Regions from separate parts of the Homo sapiens genome. Here all the other regions are linked to region 4. The links are chromatin contacts, found by Hi-C or POLR2A ChIA-PET in ENCODE. All regions are on one chromosome and are shown on one strand. The core of a region is the stretch at or near the end of the contact, and the rest is flanking DNA. Distances in the headings are between cores, read along the strand shown. Region 1 holds the start of APC (APC regulator of Wnt signaling pathway). Region 2 holds the start of REEP5 (receptor accessory protein 5). Region 3 overlaps MAN2A1 (mannosidase alpha class 2A member 1). Region 4 holds the start of STARD4 (StAR related lipid transfer domain containing 4).

Region 1 (2,794 bases), core at 65-2,564, 1.2 Mb after region 4:
TTTCATACTATTTGAAAATTAAGAAACGATTATAATATGCTTCATTTAAAAACTTTAAGTTTAGGCCGGGCACAGTGGCTCACGCATGTAATCCCAGTACTTGGAGGGACCGAGGTGGGCGGATCACAAGGTCAGGAGATTGAGACCATCCTGGCCAGCATGGTGAAACCCCGTCTCTACTAAAAATACAAAACTTAGCTGGGCATGATGGCACGTGCCTGTAGTCCCAGCTACTTGGGAGGCTGAGGCAGGAGAATCGCTTGAACCCGGGAGGTGGAGGTTGCAGTGAGCGGAGATTGCACCACTGCACTCGCCTGGTGACAGAGCAAGACTCTATCTCAAAAAACAAACAAAGAAAACTTGAAGTATAGTATCCTTTTAAATTTTAAATAGATAATAGAAACTGGTTTCCCCCCATTTAAACCAGAATTTAAGTTTAACTTTATATATTCTTGACAGTTTGGATTTTGTCCTTCAACCTCATAAAATTGGGAATTTAAGCATCACCTGGTTCGATTTAAATGCAATGTAGAATTTGCATTAAAATACTACATTAAAGCCTCAGATTTGTAGTAGCTAACAGCACTTCTATGTATGTGTCAGGGACTGCTCTAAATACTTCATATATATTAACTCCTCTATTCTGTACTTCTGTTCCCGTTTTATACAGCAGGAAATTGAAACACTGAGAGGTTAAGTAACTAAAGTTACAGAGCTAGAGTGACAGGAGTAAAGCTTCAACTCAGGCAACCCAGACTTCCAGAGTTCTGATCTCCACTACTAAGCTGCTAGCATAGCTTTTCTGGTAACTATTTTTAATTCAAATATAATTCGAGTGATCTATCTAACAAGTCATCACTCTGACAACTCAGTGACTTGTAATGTAAAATTATTCATTGTAATTCATTTAATATTATTGTTTCTCTGTGCTGCAAAAATCATAGCAATCGAGATGTAATTTATTACTCTCCCTCCCACCTCCGGCATCTTGTGCTAATCCTTCTGCCCTGCGGACCTCCCCCGACTCTTTACTATGCGTGTCAACTGCCATCAACTTCCTTGCTTGCTGGGGACTGGGGCCGCGAGGGCATACCCCCGAGGGGTACGGGGCTAGGGCTAGGCAGGCTGTGCGGTTGGGCGGGGCCCTGTGCCCCACTGCGGAGTGCGGGTCGGGAAGCGGAGAGAGAAGCAGCTGTGTAATCCGCTGGATGCGGACCAGGGCGCTCCCCATTCCCGTCGGGAGCCCGCCGATTGGCTGGGTGTGGGCGCACGTGACCGACATGTGGCTGTATTGGTGCAGCCCGCCAGGGTGTCACTGGAGACAGAATGGAGGTGCTGCCGGACTCGGAAATGGGGTAGGTGCTGGAGCCACCATGGCCAGGCTTGCTGCGGGGGGAGGGGGGAAGGTGGTTTTCCCTCGCACTGTCTTAAACCGATGGCCTTTCCTTGGCACAGGGTCCACTGCAGCATGCCAAACGAGGAGGCAGGGGCGTCGTCCCCCCGCCCCCCACTGCAGCACTGGAGATGGATTTCCTGTACTTCGGATCCAGGGTTTTTGACAGAAGAGGAAGAAGGGGGAGGGGTAGAAGTGTTAAGGGGAGTCTGCTGAGAAAAGCTGTTTTTGAAGCCAGAAGGGGTTTTTGTTTTTATAATGCCATTTGACAGAGTGGAATAACAGTATCTAAGGAAACGGGTAGAGGACAACAAAGAATGGAGCATATTCATGGCGAGGAGCAAAAGCTCTACCCCATTGAAAGGCTTCTTTTCCTCCCTGGCGACAAGGACACATGCATTGGTGGCCAAAAGAGAGAGGAGACAAAACCGCTGCAGATGGCTGATGTGAATCTAGTGGAAAGAGCTACTGGGGATGAGAGAAAGAGGAGGAGGCAGGTACTGCAGAGCGTGAGTGGTGGTGTTGGTTGGTGAAATACTGGTCACCAGTAGTGTGCCTGCTTTTGTAAAACATCTAAGTAAACTCCCTGTGAACAGGGTGGCAAACAGATACCAGTGTCTTTGTTAGTTACAAAATGCAGTGGTAGTGGCTTTTTGCGGACGACTGCAGCAGTGCTTTTTCTCCCTCTGTTAGGCCGAAAAGACAACTGCAGAGGAATAAGAAACCTTGCAGCAAATGCTGGGGTAGAAGCCCATTTACAAGAAGCCATAGTTTATAAATGCAGCCTGAACAGCAGAAAAAAAATTACTGTTTTTTAAAGTAGGAATAATGTCAGGCTATGAATGTTTTGTCATTGGAATGTATTGGACACTTTGATTCTACATCACGAAAGTGATGCTCAAATTCTTTGATTTAACATAAATCCTATACGAAATCTTAATAAATTATGTATGAAACAGTGGATCTTTTCTTTTGTTAGTGAAGCTTTTATGCCATTAATTAGGTCATTCAAGAGCAAACCACTTTACAACGTAAATTACTTTGTCAAAAATTATGGTGAACAAATTTTTGTAGGCCTAATATTTAAGACCTATAGTTAAGTAATTTTATATTTCTCTTTGGTTGCTTTTAGATAACACTGAATAAATATTTAAGATATTAATTCAGTGTGCAAATATTTTAAATTAAAGCAACATGGCTTTTCTTCTAGATGTATTTCTGTTTAGTGAGTACTCATGAGATATACTCTTGATATAAAGTGTTTTTCATTGAGCTTTTTTTTCCTTTACCTAAATGTAAAAGCCTATCTTTATGCATACTTATAGTAGCCAGCCTGCCACACCTCCCCACTCCCTGAACAAGGATGGCAGTGGCTTTGTAAAGCCCTCCAGGGTCAGTGAC
Region 2 (2,828 bases), core at 180-2,679, 1.4 Mb after region 4:
GTGAAATACTCATTAAAATAATTACTAGACAGAAGTGCTCAGCTCCCTGTACCTTCTGAGATCCTCCCACCAGTAAAGGGAGGACGACAGAGTGGTAGCGCTTTCCTGTTAGTGTGCCAAAGAGAGGGGACACTGGTCACCAGGATAATCTAATGAAAATACCTCTGGGCTAATCGTCAAGAGATAGGGATTAAGTTAAGGTTCCAAAATGGTGAATACTATCCCCACCCCTTATGTCCAACCTCATCCCTCCCCGCCGAGCTTTCACTTTTCTCCCGGGAATTGCGGATGTGCAGTCTACTGCAGCAGCCCTGCGGGGAGGAATGGAGGAAGGGAAGGGGACGGCTGCAGGGTGTGTCACTTACGAGATGTAGGCTGGGTAGCCAAATCCTATCAGGTTGCAGAGGAGAGAGGCTCCATAACCGAACACCAGGTACAAGGCCACCAGTCCGATGACACCTGGGGACCACAAGGAGAGAAGTGGGTCGGGCAGCATGAGAGCCGTTCACGCGGGACAGCCGCCGCCCACACCGCGAGGCTGGGCCTGTTGTAGGAGTTTTCCTCTCGACTCGATTAAAGGAGCGAGAAAAACAAACCACACGAAAGCTGGGCCTGCGCGTCCGCTGGGCTATGCCTTGAAGTCTGGGGATACCAGGCAGCCCCACCATTGTGCCTCTCCTACCTCCCGCAGGGGGCCCCGGCGCTTTGCGCAGCAACCCCCGGCGCCCGGGACGGTCCCAGGCACCCGCTTCCGCCCTCTCGCAGGGCCTGCTGGGCAGCGCTCCAGCCTGGGAAGCTGCGCTCAGCGGGGAGCGTCCCGAGAGGCCCGGACTCCCGCACACGCTGCAGTAGCAGCCCCCGCCCACCCGAGAGGCGCCCTCTCCGGGCGGAGCTCCACGGAGGGTCGGGTAGGACCGGGTACCTCCGTCAACGCGCCCGCCCGCAGGGGCCCCGCCGTCCGCGCCCACCGCGCAGGACAGCAGGAATAGGGCGCCGGGCCGCGGGGCAGACATACGTCAGCGCTGGCCCTTCCAGCTGCCAGCGCCCGGCGCCGCAGCTGCCCTCCAGCCCCGCGACCCTCAGCCTGGGCAGCCCCCGCGGGGTCCTCCGATGCCCACGCTTTCCGGGAGGCCAGCCTGATCCCTGAATATGCTGCTTGTCCCGTCTGTCTCCGACTCCACCTTTCCCGAGTCCTCTCCCTGCTTCCTTCCCCAGCAGCTGGGGCAGCGGCGGCTCCCGTGGCCCTACCAGCGGCGGCGACCCCCGGCCACCCACCAAGAGCGATGAAGCTCCTGTTCACGCCGGTTTTGGCCTCGAGCTTGGCCAGAAGGTCAGTCATGCAGTTCTTCTCGTGCAGGAACCGGTCGAACCTCTCCCTCATGGCCGCAGACATGGCGGGGACCGTCTCGCCGCTCGGGGCTGTTCCTAGTGCCGGATAGACTGGAGCGGCGACTGCGGCGGAGCAGCGGCAGGCGGGGACCGCGGCGCGTCTACGCGTCCTCCACTCGCCTCCGCTCGCCCCGCCCGGCCGCCGCGCGCCCCTCCTCGGCCGCCGCGCGCCCCTCCTCCCCCGCCCAGCGCCAGGGGGACAGCGCCACACCCTGGCGGGGGCGGGCCTGCAACTCCGCGGACGCTGCGAGGTGGCCTGCCTGTTGACAGTCTTAACCCATTGCGGGGTAAAAAGGATGTGGCGTGGGGGCGTGCATTTTGTGTCTCTCGTGGGTCCCCTTCTCAAATCGGACTATTGCAAAAAGCAGGCAGAAAGGAGGCAGGCGTCCTTGTTGCTCCCGCCTGCAATTCACTGCGATGAGTTTGGCACCTACATTGCTGTGCTAAACCTAAGGCATTTTTGACCTAAAAAATTGAAATGTTTGAGCATCGTGAAAGAACTCTTTGGAAGCAGTCCTGCTTTCTCCCTCTTTGCCTTAACTTGGCAGTTTTTCTCACCTACAGACAATCGTTGCCTTGTAAAGACCCTTGAAGAAATCTAACACATCCTCCCTGGGGTACACCTTTTCCAAGCAAAAACTGCATTAAATCTTTTCATGGTGGGCTTGCGTTGTCTTGGTGTCTGATACTGTGGCAAGTGTCCAAATTCTCTCTGTGGAGCCAATATACTCTGCACTTCCTACAGTCAAAATACTCTGAAGAAGACGGAGATTCTAAGGTCCAAGCCTTAGGGCAGGAGCTCATTTTTGCTTCCTTCAGAATGAGTTGGCCATGCTCTTCCTCCACCTAAACCTAGGCTCCTCTTATCTCACCCATATGACTTCCAGACACTCCTAAAATTACTCTTGTTGACTCCTATTCTGCACACTGCTGCAGAATTTTTGTCCGAAGCTCCGTATTATTATCCTAACAGACTAGAGCTCCCATTCCTTGGCAGAGCATTCAATGCCCTGCCCACAACTGGCCCCGAACATTCTGTCTTGGTCCTACACAACCCCTCTGTGCTTTCAAATCTACTTAATTACCCTACTGCCTTCCACTTCTGCAAAAAGTTATCTTGCCCACGCCTAGCTTTTTCCTTTTATGCTAATTCTCCTTCCTCCTTTCTTCCTCAGAGCTTCTTAGCTCAGCTTTCTCAGCTGTTCCTACCACCACCCAGCCAAATCAGTGAACAAGTGAAACAACCTGCTGTCTACTTCTGTCTTTTCACCTACAGTTAATTCTCAATGTGGCAGACAGTAGAATCTGTTTTAAAATGTGCGTCAAGTTGTGCTATGTTTTTGTTCTCAACCCTCCAGCAACTTCCTATCTGCCTGAAGGAGGGCATCAGGGTCACAGGTGACATGGTTCATCCCTCCCCTTTCTGATGTCTTCCCTTA
Region 3 (2,987 bases), core at 140-2,639, 1.8 Mb before region 4:
CTTAACTCATCTTTGATAACCAATGGTATGATATTTAGAAGTTTGCTATTAATGTATTTTTATGTATTATGTTATGTCTTACTACTGCATTTGTTGCTTCTGTGTCTCACCTTGCCCTTGTAGACCAGTTGTTACAGATGGATTTTTATAAAGAAAGGCAATAGGAAAGAATTTGTAAAACTTTAGAGTCTGTAGTGCTTGTATAAAGAGTAGTTTGGAAATTCAGAATTTATAATAATTCAGATGAGACTTGCCTAAATACCTGTCCCCTGTCAATAAGAAATAGAAGGGACTTATTCAGGAGATGATTAGTATAAATAAGGTTGAAGGGGGGTTGATTATCTACTTAATACAACCCTGCCTTCAGAGGCTTTCCAAAACTATTTCTGTATGAAAAACGATCTCAGACATGTCAGTTGCATTTATTTTAATAGGCCAACACTGTTTAGGTTGATTACTGACAATTATTTTCTTTTTGTTTTGAAATTGTTTGTCAAAATTACTTGTTTAAAATTATAAGATGTTGACAGAACTTTTGTTAGCATATCCTAACATGCAATACATGGCATTAATTCATGGTAAATGTGTTTAGGTAGTGTGAATGGATAGTGCCTAGTAACCTTGTGTACAAAGATAAGCATTTGTCAAACATGTAAGACAGATTACCAACATAGACCAGCAACCATTGCCTATATGATGTGTTAACAACATGACCCTGTTTAGCTAGCTGAGAATTGTTAAGGCCTGAAAGCATATCACATGAACCTTCATGCAAGTTCTTGGGTGGGATACACTGTTGACAGATTCTGTCAGAGTGCTAAGCATAAGAATATAAATTAAAAATAAGTTTTAGAAGTAAAGTCGGTGTGGTTTTTAAAAAAAAATCCTGCAAAGAATAGTGTTCCATAGAACAGATTGGGAAGTGCTGAATTAAAGAAAGAGTTCTGTTAGTCAACAGTTAATATGTTTAGTGCCACTTAATTGCAGTTATTAAATGGATTTGTAAGTAATAAAACTGCATTTTATTAAAATTTTATAATCTACACATTTTGCCCTAGTTATACACCCTTCTTCCACTCACTTTTAAGTGGTTATCTGTTTTGCATAGTCTCATTTTATGTAATAGCTTGATGTCTAAAATGTTGCCTCAACAGGAGGTAGTTTCTGTGCAGCCATATTGGGCTGGTGCAGATAGGGCCATATGGTTCTAATCTAAACATACATCTGGAAACTCATAGGGTGGAGCTGGTGCTGTCTCCTGGAACCTGTAGAAAACGTCAGCAACTGGAGTCCTGACCACATTTTTGGAGGAGGGTGGTGAGGGAATGAGATGCTATTATTTGAGGTCAGGGCTTGGATCCTGTGTAGTGATTCTGGCAGCTACTAAGTTGGTGGCCCAGCTGCAGTAGTCATGAGTCCCTTGAGTGCTCTGCCAGAACAAGGGATGTTGGGCTTGGAGTCCCAGCTTTTCCCTTCACAGTCATTTGGCACTCTTACCTGCATCTGAGCAGCCTCTGTTACTGTCATACCTAGGCAGGTGTGAGATTTATGAAAAATGATTTGCCTGGGCAAAGAGTATATTGCTTCTGCAATTTGGTAAGGTATTCTGTAGCTACGTATTTTTTGTGCTCACATCGTGAGGGCATTTATTTCTTTGAATGGACAAGTGGCTGCACAAAGACAAATTGCACAATTTGGAAGAAATTCAGGCATGTTAGGCTCTGAGTCTGGAAAATACCATTAAAAGGTTATTTATAACTGGCTTGTGGCTCATTGACAGACAGGTGGAGATACATACAGAATCGTGGCCACAGCCCCAGTTCACACTCTTTTTGGCCTCAGCACTACACATCTTAAGGGGTGGAGTGGGCGCTTGGAGGGTTACCTGTCATTTTATCAAGCCCAAAAGCCTTCCTGTTAAGTTCCAGAGATCTGACTAAAGGCAGGGTTTTTCTGTAGAGATTGAATAGTGGTTGACTGACCAGGGACTGCAGCAATAACGATGACACCCCTGCTGGAAATACAGACTCTCTTTTACCAAATCGCAGTTCCTATATTTAGCTTTAATGCGGCGCTTCTTAACTGGGGATGTGTGAGAATCGCCTGGTGAGCCATTTTAAATTATAAAAGGCAGATCTCTGCGCTTTTCTAGGTAATCCCATTTGTTCCCATTGCTTGAAATTCATATTTATTCTGGCCACTCAAGTTTATATATTTAGCCCTGACTTCTCTCTTGAGTTCCAGACTTGCATGTTCACTGACACCACCATTCAGCTATCTAATAGTTTCAGAATATAACATTTGCCCTTCTGTCTCCTCCCCAGTAACTGGCTTGTGGGCCTGTTCCTCTAAAATGCCACCCATAATCCTCCCCCTTGCCCTAGCAAAAAACTCAATGCCAATTTTTTTTCCTTTCCTGCCCCTCCCATTCCTAACTCATCTTTCTTGTCATTCTTTCATGTTCCTTCCCTTCCTGTCCAAGCTACCATGGCTTTTACCTGGCAAACTGCAGTCTTTTACTCCATATGCCCTACTGTGGCTCCAGAATGGCTTAAAATTTTTTAATTGATTGATTCTAAAACTCAGTCTAAGATAAAGATGTTGATGCTGCTTTTTCTGAAAATTACTTTGAACCATAAAGGGTGACTCTGTCTTTTCTTAACTCCTTTATTCAAAGTTAGGTGTAGAGCCTTGTTAGACCAAATTATGCCCCTGGAAGACAGTTTATGAGGTTGCACGGCCTCACCCTCCATTGCTTGGGCTCACAGCTCCTTAGGGTCATGGCTCTCCAGCTCTGATGATGGAGATTTGGGCAAGAATTTCTCTAAAAAGGACTAAGCATAAGAATATAAGCTTTATTTTTGTAGGGCCAACTATTTGCTAAGTATATTAGTTTCTTATTGCTGCTATCACCACAAACTTAGTGGCGTAAAACAAGAAAAATGTGTTATCATACAGATCTTTAGGTCAGAAGTCTGAAACAGGCC
Region 4 (2,817 bases), core at 115-2,614:
TTGAGACTGGCTCTGGCAGGAGCTCACTATTTAAAGAAATGCAACATGGAAGTATATTTCTACAATATGAATAGTGAGCCAACTTACTGTTCAAACCCCTAATGCTCTAATACTTGATTAAAAAAAAAACCTAATGCTCTGTACTTGATTTTAAAAAATAACAATAACATTTATTGATCACTTACTACATGGTCAGTCCTTCTGGCTGCTTTACATTGCATTTATTTTATTTAATCCTCACAACAGTAATAGTCCTCCTTGAGAAAATGTGTTTCATTATGGTAAAGGAATTTTAGTTATTCAGAAGCTCTAGGATTGGTGTAAATGGGCATACTTTAGATATCTTGAGGTCTTCCATAAGTGAGAATAGTAGCTTAATGTCTATACATTTTCCCTGTTTTACAGAAAGGGAAAATAGCAACAGGAAGGTTGAGTCACTTGTCCAAGATCACACAGTTCATAAGTGATGGAGCCAGAATTCCAACCCAGGGCGTCTGACTTCAGAGCCTAAAGCTCTCTCTTGTAAAACTGTGGAAGCTGATCACAGGCTGGAAAAGACTTCATATAAAAAACCTGGGCCCACCAAATATTTGTCAAGTTTTGTCCTGGCTGCTGAACCTAAAAATCTAAGGTAATCTTTCTCAAGTGTAAATTCGGGAAAACAATGACACTGATTTGGTGAGAAATTATTTGAGTTAATACATTTAGCAGGGACCTTGGAAGGCAGTAAGCCCTGGGAAAACTTTGTCTCTTGTCTTTGGCATCACCTCCGCGAAGCCTGGTGGGACGCGGCTGCCCCTGCGCTGTCTGTGCACCTCCTAAGAACCAGGAAGCGCGGTGACCTCCAAAGAACAGGACTGTCCCAAATCAAGCGGGATTACCACCGCCCCTCTCCCATTTAACAGCTGAGGACACTGAGGTCTAATGGATTCCAAGTACTTAAATAGGTGAGCGGCGCGCAGGGGCGAGTTGCAAGCCCTGGGATCCTTCCAGCTCGCCGCTTCCCCTCCCAGGGGCTCAGGTTTCTCTTTCATCTGTGAGGTCCTCTCCCGCCCGGACGCCGGGGCCCGCCATCCCCAACGTCCACCGCGAGCTCCCCAGATCCATGGTCTGGAGCAGGTCCAGAAGACGCACCTGGCAGGACGCCCCGGGCGCCACAGTCGCCCTCCACACGGGCCACCCCAATCCTGCCGCGGCTCCGTGGCTCTCCTTACCTTTACCTGAGGTGAAGCAAGGACGTGGAAGCAGCTACGGCGCGCTACCAAGCACCTCACACCGCTCTCAACAGTACTGCTCAGCCTCCCGGCCCGCCGATGCGCAGGCGACAGCAGCCAACTTGTAAGTCACCGCTGGTCGCAGCCAACTGGAAGGCACCCAGCGCCTCAGGGCAAGGCGGGCCGAGCCCCCAGCCCCGCCCCCTGGCCCGATCCCGGGGGCTCCGGGGAGGGGGGGCTGAGAGGAGGTGGCCGGAACAACGTGCGCTTGTTCGGATTGGCTGGCGCGGGAGCGTGTGGAGGGCTGATTGGTGGCCGATAAATGGAATGATTCCGCGTGGGTGTGGGCTGGCCCGAGCCGCGCCAGGGTTCCCTGGATGTCTGGGGTTGCCTGCAGGTTTGGATTGGTTGGGTTGGGTTGTCCTGTGATCACTTAATTGTGAAAGAATTTTGTCAAGCAGTAAACCGACTGGGAGAAATTGAAACAGAAGGCGAAGTGAAGGATCACAGTGAGGGATAAGGTCCAAATTCATCCCGCTTGTGGATATCCTAGTATCTCGCAACTACGCTACTCCTCCCAGGACTAAAAGTCAAATAAGAAAAAGCGCCCATGCAGAGGAGGACGAGCTCTCTGCCTCCTGCTTAGCCTGACTCAGAACTGAGAGAGCTGGGAAGGAAAATGCATATAAACGAAAGTCCCTGCCACTATGTGAATTGACCTTTAGCCAAATACGTTTGTGTGTGTGTGGGTGTGGGTGTGTGTGGGTGCGTGTGTGTGTTTCCATCCTCAGATAAAGAGTTTAGAGGGCAACCTTAGAAGCAGAGAAAAGGAGGAGGTGTGACAAGTGGATTTAGCAACTGCACAGTTTTGGAGTTTCCATCTACTCGAACATGAGAAAGATTTCTTCCAGTGGCTGTGAAGTCACCCATCTGATGGGATGCTTGGCAAACAGTGAATTTCTTCCTTTACCAGAGTAGCCATGATGCACTGATTAGCGAGGCTTGGTTTGTCTGCAAATTGCGTTTACTAAGATACGTAGTTTGAGAACCAAAAGCAGGGAAGAATGCAGTGCTACACCATTAGTGATTTCTGATAGACTTGCAATGAAAATAAATAATATTTCGTAAATTTTTAAGTCGGCCTCACCAAAAGAATTACCAAATACTACTTGCTAGTTATTATTGGCCGATTTATTTTTTACCTCCATCGTTTATATGTAAAATAATTTGTTTTATATTTATATTTATAATTTCGTGTGACATAATAGAAGAGTTCTTCGTGTGTTGTAAAGCTCCTTTCACTTAGGAATTATTGGCCAATTATTGAGGTGCTTTGGATGGATGGATGAATACGTAGATAAATAATTTGAAATGGTTGGGGAAAAGTGCTTTGTAATTAAGTTGTACCTACTTAATTCAATTACATTGAATCCTCTTAACAGCCCCCTAAGGTAGGTGTGTTTTACAGGCGAGGAGCCCCAGACATAAATCTTAAGGCAGGTTGCTTAATTACTGAGTGGAGAAACTGGAATTTGGCTGAGGTCTGCTGGACTCTGAAACTGGGCTCTTAGTCTCCATAAAATTCAGATGGTGCTTGGTAGCT

The links. A loop is a pair of places that touch in the nucleus more often than their neighbours do. ChIA-PET counts read pairs that join two places held with the same protein, here RNA polymerase II (POLR2A). Pooled maps may share reads with other maps.
Region 1: a loop to region 4 is called in a pooled map, with 4 times the contacts of the local background. The contact joins the promoter of APC here to the promoter of STARD4 in region 4. A Hi-C loop is called at or near these places in 6 of 50 pooled maps.
Region 2: a loop to region 4 is called in a pooled map, with 11 times the contacts of the local background. The contact joins the promoter of REEP5 here to the promoter of STARD4 in region 4. A Hi-C loop is called at or near these places in 4 of 37 single-sample maps with no recorded cell type and 14 of 50 pooled maps. POLR2A ChIA-PET finds 5 or more read pairs at or near these places in 1 of 52 experiments (HEK293).
Region 3: a loop to region 4 is called in a map of K562, with 11 times the contacts of the local background. The contact joins the enhancer-like site here to the promoter of STARD4 in region 4. A Hi-C loop is called at or near these places in 2 of 168 maps with a recorded cell type or tissue (B cell and K562), 1 of 37 single-sample maps with no recorded cell type and 7 of 50 pooled maps. POLR2A ChIA-PET finds 5 or more read pairs at or near these places in 1 of 52 experiments (naive thymus-derived CD4-positive, alpha-beta T cell).

The regions. Positions count from the first base shown.
Region 1 is chr5:112,736,571-112,739,364 of GRCh38, forward strand. It overlaps APC (APC regulator of Wnt signaling pathway), which reads left to right and starts at 1,315. Exons shown (of 16, transcript NM_000038.6): 1 at 1,315-1,355.
Region 2 is chr5:112,920,798-112,923,625 of GRCh38, forward strand. It overlaps REEP5 (receptor accessory protein 5), which reads right to left and starts at 1,430. Exons shown (of 5, transcript NM_005669.5): 1 at 1,276-1,430; 2 at 366-459. The coding sequence starts at 1,393. It overlaps LOC105379123 (a long non-coding RNA gene), which reads left to right and starts at 1,590. Exons shown (of 3, transcript XR_948675.3): 1 at 1,590-2,828. RefSeq lists silencers at 621-1,070, 1,431-1,700.
Region 3 is chr5:109,702,728-109,705,714 of GRCh38, forward strand. The region is part of intron 1 of MAN2A1 (mannosidase alpha class 2A member 1); the gene reads left to right. Among named protein-coding and RNA genes, the nearest start is that of MAN2A1-DT, 13 kb to the left of the region's middle. Within about 2 kb of position 1,390, at least 2 of the 41 ENCODE cell types and tissues checked have a DNase peak (open chromatin) inside an H3K27ac peak, as active enhancers do.
Region 4 is chr5:111,511,171-111,513,987 of GRCh38, forward strand. It overlaps STARD4 (StAR related lipid transfer domain containing 4), which reads right to left and starts at 1,365. Exons shown (of 6, transcript NM_139164.3): 1 at 1,215-1,365. STARD4-AS1 (STARD4 antisense RNA 1) reads left to right here and starts at 1,056. Exons shown (of 7, transcript NR_040093.1): 1 at 1,056-1,338. RefSeq lists enhancers at 1,000-1,209, 1,690-1,829 and a silencer at 1,240-1,609.